2 separate regions of the Homo sapiens genome follow, and region 2 is linked to region 1. The links are chromatin loops, found by intact Hi-C in ENCODE. Cell type or tissue: breast epithelium. All regions are shown on one strand.

Region 1 (4,000 bases):
AGTTGAAAAATTTAAAAAGCTATAAAGAAAAAATAAAATTTACTCATAATTTTCTTTAGAGAAACAATCATTATTCTTCTAAGTATTTGTTAATAAAATCAATCTGTAGCTACATGACAGTTAAGGATAAATATGGAATATATATACATGTATTACATATATATAATTATATATATAATTTTATAAATATATATATACATATTTTATATATATATATAAAATTTCCACTTGGGATAGTTTTCATATTAGATTAAATTGGGAATGCCAGAGTCTTATAAGTGGGAGTTGAACAATGAGAACACATGGACACAGGAAGGGGAACATCACACACCCGTGCCTGTCGGGGGATGGGGGGCTATGGGAGGGATAGCATTAGGAGAAATACCTAATGTAGTTGACGGGTTGATGGGTGCAGCAAACCACCATGGCACATGTATACCTATGTAACAAACCTGCACATTCTGCACATATATCCCAGAACTTAAAGTATAATAAAAAAATGGAAAAAAATCATTTAGTATTATTTTGAACTGGCAATTGTGAATTACTATTTAAAAAATCACATGGGCATTTTAACCTTTTCTAGTTGCATTTCTCACACAATGAGTGTTTTCTTTTATATTTTTAATTTTTGTGAGTACATAGTAGGTATACATTTATGGGGTCCATGAGATATTTTGATACATGCATGCAATGTGTAATATGTCATGGAGAATGGGGTATCCATCCCCTTAAGTATTTATCCTTTGTATTACAGATAATCTAATTATACTTTTAGTTATTTTAAAATGTACAATTAAGTTATTATTGACTATAGTCACCCTGTTGTGCTATCAAATAGTAGGTCTTATTCATTCTTCCATTTTTTTAATGTACCCATTAACCAGTCCCATCTTCCCCCTACCACCAACAACCCTTCCCACCCTCTGGTAGCCATCCTTCTACTTTCTACATCTATGAGTTCAGTTGTTTTGATTTTTAGATACCACAGATAAATGAGAACCTGTGATGTTTGTCTTTCTGTGCCTGGTTTATTTCACTTAACATCATAATCTCCAGTTCCATCCATGTTGTTACAAATTACAGAACCACAATGAGTATTTTCTAAAGAGTATTTAAATTTTACTTATTTGGTTTTGACTTGTAAATTTGAAATACGTTGGTTTATCAACAAATGTGGCCAAATAAAATAATAATGTTTTAATTCCCATAGTTAAAAATATATTTTTGAGCTCTTAATCACTGAAGACATTTGAAATGTTTTCACCTGCTGATTTAAGTGACAATTAAATGGTGAATATGCGTCCCTCTTTTAGATTCCTTGGAAAACCATATCATAGGGCAAGATCCTTAATGGACATGTGATTTTTCATCTCTTTGGTCATATTTGTCACCCTAGGGGAATCTAATGAATGAGTAGATACATATTTGGAGAACAAAACAGAGTCTGCATTGGGCGGCATCAAACTGATGGAGATAATAAGAAGCTATAAAAAGTGAAAACCAGGCCGGGTGCAGTGGCTCATGTCTGTAGTCCCAGCACTTTGGGAGGCTGAGGCGTGTGGATTGCTTGAGCCCAGGAGTTCAAGACCAGCCTGGGCAACATGGCGAAACCCCGTTTCTACAAAAAAATACAATAATTAGCTGGGTGTGGTGGTGTGTACCTGTAGTCTCAGCTACTCAGGAGACTAAGTGGGGAGGATCTCTTGAGCCTGGGGAGGCAGAGGTTGCAGCCGAGATCGTGCCACTGCACTCCAGCCTGGGTGACAGAGTGTCTTAAAAAAAAAGTGCAAACTAAATCTTTTCATTTATTAAAATTCATTAATTCATTCAGCAAGTATTTTTGCATCATCCAAGCATATTTGATCACGTGCTTGGCATTCTTTTAGGTCAGTATTTCTCAGCGTTGGCCCTATTGACATTTTGGAGTGGGTAATTCTTTCTTGTGGTGCAGCCATATGCATTTTGGATGTTTTGCAGCATCCTTGGTTTCTTACCCTCTAGATACCAGTAGCACTCCCCTAGTTGTGACAACGAAAGATGTTCCCAGACATTGCCAGCCATCCCCCGGGAGGCAAAATCACTTCCGTTGAGAACCACTGTTTTAGATGACAAACATTTTAAAAGCAATTTTTTTGAAATGTATTTTGTGTTGTTTCCCTATTTCAGATTTGTACATGTTCCATGTGATTTTTGTCTGTCAGTATTTCCTGGTCAGTGCCCTATCTGAAAATTGACTTAGGTTTCGTAATGACATGTGGAACTAGCCACATTTATCGTAGAAATATTGAAATAAAACCCTTATATTTTAAAACTAATAGTTGATTTAATCGTGATTCTGTAACATTTATGACATCCTGAATCAAAGAACCTACTATTTCTTGATCTTTTGAAAAGTACTTTGTACCTATGAGCAAATTCTTACAAAGAAACCTTCTAACGCTTATTTTTCCTCCTTTAAAAATGATCCTATTCATCTTTTGTTTTAAAGGCTCTGTAGCTTATTGGTACTGCATAAAAATTCCATTATTATAGAGACTGTTCTCTTTGCTTCTCTGCTGCATCTTCTTCTGAAGTTATGAGAGATGTGAAACATAGTCTGAAAATTCATTCAAAGCTTTAAAACTTATTATATCCAGGAGAGACAGATTTAAGATTGCTGAGGTTTCTGGTTGAAGTACTTCAAGCAGAAATCCATACTCCATTAGACTCTCTAACACTGTGACCTTAATTTTTCAGATATTTTGCTCTTTAAATTGAAAGTAGTATTTTAATACAATTTAAGTCTTTTGAAGGGGCTTGTAGTACCACAGACAGAAGTTGTGAAACATTTGAACAAATGGAAAGTAAAATAGCAACGAATTTAGGACTATATCAAAGTTTTAAATTTCAAAATATATAGTGATATAAAGATATGTATGGAACATACTTTATGCACTGGAGTTGGGGGAAAAGCTATTTAGTAAGGAGTTGTTCATACTGTACTTAAACAGAATTTCTTTCATTGGATATTTTTCTTGGCATTGCCTAAAGAGTTTCTGATTAGGAGTGGTTGTTAAGTTCTCTGAAGTTAGAAAATTTACTTTGTATAAAACCGTGGTCTGGGTGAAATGAAAGTCTACCTGGACAATAGCTACTGAGTTATCTTGCTTCAACAGATAAAGCAGGAAATGTAAAACTGTAAAACTGTATTATAGTACTGAATCACGAAACTGAGAACTATTTTTTAAAAAACCTCTTTGGAAAAGGAGAGATGAAAAGCCTCTTGTTCTTTTATTAGTAAATTAGGTCAGTTTTTAAATAATATGTTCATTGAAATATACACATTTCTCAAGTAATGATATAATTTAATTCAATTTATATTTTAAAGGCATAACATCTGAACTGAATTCTTTAGAGGTCCTTAATTGCTTCATCTATTTTCCATTGTAAAATGTTGTTTCAAACCTAAATTTAAAAAAATGTGTTATGTATATTTGAGGTTTACAGCATAATGTTATGAGATATATATATATATATATAGAGAGAGAGAGAGAGAGAGAGAGAGAGATAGTAAGATGGGTAGTATAGTGAAGCCGATTCACATATCTCATCTCACATAATTACTTTTTCATGACAAGAGCAACCAAAATTTAGTTATTTAACTAAAATGTCTAATATAATACAATTTGATTAACTTTAGTCCTCATGTTGTGTATTATCTCTAACTTGTTCACCCTACATATCTGGTATTTTGTATCCTTTGATCTGCATCTCTTTGTTTCCTCTCCCGCCCCCTGCCCATCCATGGTAGCTACTGTTTTGTGCTCTGTGTATTTGAACTCTTTTCTTTTTAAATATTCCATGTATAAGTGAGAGCCTGTGATGTTTTTCTTTCTGTGTCTGTCTTTTTTCACTTAGCATAATATCTGCTAGGTTTGTTTTGTAGCAAATGGCAGGATCTACTTCCTTTTTAAGGTTGAATAATATTCCTGTGTGTATATGCGTGTGTGTATACACA
Region 2 (4,000 bases), 160 kb before region 1:
CAGGCAAGGCACAAGTGATACGGCTCCGATGAGTGCAGGAACACTAGGGTTTTTGGTTCTTATGCTGGTTTAGATAAAACGACACCGACACACGTGGAGTGGTTTTAAGGAGCGGAGAGTTTAATAGGCAAGAAGGGAAGGAGAAAGGCAGAAAGAAGAAAGTACAGAGACAGAGGGAGAGAGGCTCCAAAGCCGAGAGAGGGAACCCCAAGTGTTGTGGATACCAGCCAGTTTGATAAGAAGGCTGGAGGAGGCGGTGTTTGATTTGCATAGGGCTTAGGGGATTGGTTTGACCAGGCATGTCATTCATGTAGCCCCTCCCCCCCCCCCCCCCGGAAGCTGGCCTTCCCATCCTAGCCTTTTAATATGCGAATGTAGGGCGCCTGATGTTCTACACACGTGGGAATATGCGGGGCAGCCATGCTGCTAGGCACCTGTAGGGGCAAGGGCAAGAGGACAACGGTGGGAATTGCCATGTTGGGTGGACCCAATTTCTAATGGTCTTCATTTGCATATCAAAGGTTGCCTGCCTGGCTCTAAGAGCCGGGGCTTTCTTTCCAGACAAGAAACATTTTTGAGCTGCTTTAAAGGAAATGAGGTACAGTGGCTCACGCCTGTAATCCCAGCACTTTGGGAGGCCGAGGTGGGCAGATCACAAGGTCAAGAGATCGAGACTCTCCTGGCCAACATGGTGAAACCCTGTATTAGCTGGGCCTGTAGTCCCAGCTACTCAGGAGGCTGAGGCAGGAGAATTGCTTGAATCCAGGAGGTGGAGGTTGCAGTGAGCGGAGATTGTGCCACTGCACTCCAGCCTGGGAGTGACACTCTGTCTCAAAATAAATAAATAAATAAAAATTTAAAAATTTTTTTAAAAAAAGGAAACAAAAACTTTTCCTCTCTCCATAAAATAATTTCTTAGTAAGTCCTACAACAACAGGATGGGTTATTGGCAACATGTTACATATTGTTTTGGTCAAAGAATCCATCCCAAGCAGTGGTTTCTCTAGAGTGGTCATTTGGACATTGATTAAGCCACCTTAAATGTCAGGTGCTCACAGGAGGGCAGTGAAGGAAAATCCCCGTTCTGGTTTGTCCTCCAATAAGTCCTGAATCCCTGGGGTATTTCCTTCCGTATGTATGAGGAAGCAGTTGAGAGGAAACCGAGAAATGAACTCCCGATTGCCTTCAGAGGGACAGGAACGCAGGCCCATCCTCAGCCCAGGAGAAGAAAGGAGGAAGAAAAACCAGAGCTGCTGACTTTTCCATAGAGCACCAGGGTTTAGAAAGGAAAACTGCCCCTCACTTGTTCCCATCACAGCCTCAATGCTTCTGTGTCTCACACTTCTAGGTGTTCTGTGGGCCCATCAGGCCCTTGTGAAGAAATCTAGCCCAACAGCTGGAATGAGCTGGGTACAGCAGTTCCAAGAGGCCCCTCCTGTGTACCAGCCATGGTCATTGTCAGCCAACAAAGCCCCTGACTGCCCAGCTTTGGTGCCCTGGCCTGGCCTGACCTTAGTGGCCCCTAAGAGAGCCTGGACCATGAGGTTTCTTTTCCTGAAGGTTCTACCCTCTAATTCAGGGCTGAGCTTCCTCTTTGCCACCCTGCCCCCCCCCAGGCCAGCTCCCGTGGGGCTGTGAATACAGCTATTGTTTCCTGTGGTTGCAGCTGCCTCTGAGCACATTCCAGGACCATTCTGGGAGGGACGATCCCAAGGTCTTGTTCTTGGCCTGGCCGGGTATTCAAGTTCTGCCAATCTGGGGTCTTGGAAAAGATGTCCTTCCTGTTCTGCCTGGGGTCTGCCTCTGGCTGGAGAGGGGAGGGGTAGGTCCAGCCAGCTCATGATCCGTTGCTGATGTTTTAGGTTTTCCACAAGTTCTTTGTCCCTCTTGCCTAGTTCTGATGTGGGGTGGGAGAGGGTACCCACGATCTGCATTCACTGGCCCTAGGGGTTTACAAAACCTACTGCCTCCTCAGCCACGGGCCCACTGATGTGCCCCCCAAACCCGAGACAGCCCTTTTCCAGATCTTTGTCAGATGACTGTCCTGCGGGTTGCTGCATACCTTCCTGGCTGTTTGCAGGTACATTTCCCTAAGAGAGTAGCATTGTTGTCCTTGAGGCGCTACGCAGTGGGAAAGCGGGGACTTTACCAGTCTGCAGGGTCCCTGAACCCCATTAGCATTTTTGTTGCACTGGGAGGTTTACGATCAAAGGCTGTCCTGAGCCTCCAGCGAGCTCTAAGTTCCTGGGCCTGGGCTCAGGTACTCTGTCTCTCTGTCTGCCCATCAGTACCCTCTCCAGCTGCTCCCACGCGGTGGTGGCCTTGCTCTACCCCTTCTCCTGGCAGCACACCTTCATTCCTGTCCTCCCGGCCTCCATGATTGACATCGTCTGCTGTCCCACCCCCTTCCTGGTTGGCCTGCTCTCCAGCTCCCTCCCCAAACTGAAGGAGCTGCCTGTGGAGGAGGTGGGCCACCGGGGGAACCAGCTGGGGGGAAGGGTGGAGGGGGAAGCAGGTGCTGGGATCTTACTTGTGGCCCCTCGGCCTCTTTACCAGGCTCTTATCCTTTCTCCCTGGGAGGTCTATCCCCGGCTGGAGTACTTCCTGTTAGCTGACCCTGGGAACCTGGGAGGTCTGGAGGCCTGGCAGAGGGCATTGCGGGACTCATGCCCTGAGCCACTCTGCTAATGACTCCTTTTCTCAGGCGCTGATGGTGAATCTGGGATCTGACCGATTCATCCGACAGGTAAGAGGGTGGGTGCTTGCTAGAGTTGGGCTCCTGAGCACCCTGCACCATCACACACACTACTCAACCTTCACAACCTGTTTGTTGAGCTCTCTCTCTGGGTTCAGTACTACTCACAGACTAGTCAAGGGTGGGGAGAAGCTGGTCTTGGAATCCTTGACCTTAGCAGGGTCCGCCTTTCCAGTGACATCATGAGCTTCTAGAAGGCAGTGTGGGAATTTGAAGAACACGGCCTGGGAGTCCACAGACTTGGCCACTGGACTTTGCCCCCTTTGAGCCACATGGTCTTAGGCCTCTAAATTCTTCTGAGCTCTAAAGGAGAGGTGGTGACAACACCTGCCTTGAAATGTTTGCTGGGGGTTACACAAATAACTATAGATTGTTATGTAACGTACAGGTTTGCAATCATTGTTGTCAACTACAAAAAGCCTTTGTTAGTCGTGGAAATCCTCCTGGCTCTCTACAAAGGAGCACAACCCAGTGCTCTCCCCTATGGAAATGTACTTATTGTCTGTTACACACCAATGACGGAGCTGAGGACTCCCTGGGTACCAGGCATAGTGATGTGGACACAGAAACAGAGTATAGAGACGAAACAACAGTCTAACTTCATTCCTGAGACACAGGCTGGCCACAGTCCCCCTGCCCCAAGCCAACTGTGCCTCCTGCCTGGAGCTGAAGATGGAGGAATTGGGGAGACCTAATCAGGAACCCCTGGCTGGTCCTGGTCACAGAGGCCAGTGAATGCCACACTGGCTCTACCCCCTTTTTTTTTTTTTTTTTTTTTTTTTTTTTGGAGACAGGGTCTCACTGTCATCCAGGCTGGAGTGCAGTGGTACAGTCATGACACTGCAGCCTCGACCTGCCTGGGCTCAGGTGATCCTCCCCATGTCAGCCTCCTAAGTAGCTGGGAGTACAGGTGCATGCCACCATACTTGACTAATTGTTTTTTTGTGTGTGTTTTGCAGATAGAGGGACCTGCTAAGTTGCCCAGGCTGGTCTCGAACTCCCTCCTGGGCTCAAGCGATCCTCCCGCTCAGCCTTCCAAAGTGTTGGGATTACTGGCGTGAGCCACTGCGCCTGACCCTCTACCACTTTTAATCTCTGTAATCTTGGGCAAGTTTCTTAACCTTTCTGTGCTTCAGTTCCTCATCTTAAAATGAGGTTGATGATAGTTATGAGGGTTACTGGGAGAGATAAATGAGATTATCTACTCACGCTCTTCTAACAGGTCTTAGCACATAGTAAGTGCTC

Evidence for each region. Hi-C counts contacts between places; a loop is a spot of excess contacts. Peaks named below come from ENCODE experiments on the same cell type or tissue, not always from the same donor. Only the 100,000 strongest peaks of a DNase experiment are listed, where the experiment ranks them.
Region 2: a loop joins it to region 1, with 18 times the contacts of the local background. A loop is called at or near these places in 1 of 110 quality-filtered maps.

What each region holds. Positions count from the first base shown.
Region 1 is chr11:8,540,517-8,544,516 of GRCh38, reverse strand. All of the region lies in intron 1 of STK33 (serine/threonine kinase 33), which reads left to right. Among named protein-coding and RNA genes, the nearest start is that of STK33, 52 kb to the left of the region's middle. In breast epithelium, no CTCF peak of the experiment used is centred here; no DNase peak of the experiment used is centred here.
Region 2 is chr11:8,697,679-8,701,678 of GRCh38, reverse strand. DENND2B (DENN domain containing 2B) reads left to right here. Exons shown (of 20, transcript NM_213618.2): 15 at 2,289-2,466; 16 at 2,705-2,746. Among named protein-coding and RNA genes, the nearest start is that of SNORA3B, 14 kb to the right of the region's middle. RefSeq lists enhancers at 1,924-2,709, 2,710-3,497 and a silencer at 2,423-2,717. In breast epithelium, no CTCF peak of the experiment used is centred here; DNase peaks (open chromatin) are centred at 1,648 and 2,341; H3K4me3 peaks cover 236 bases; H3K27ac peaks cover 3,358 bases.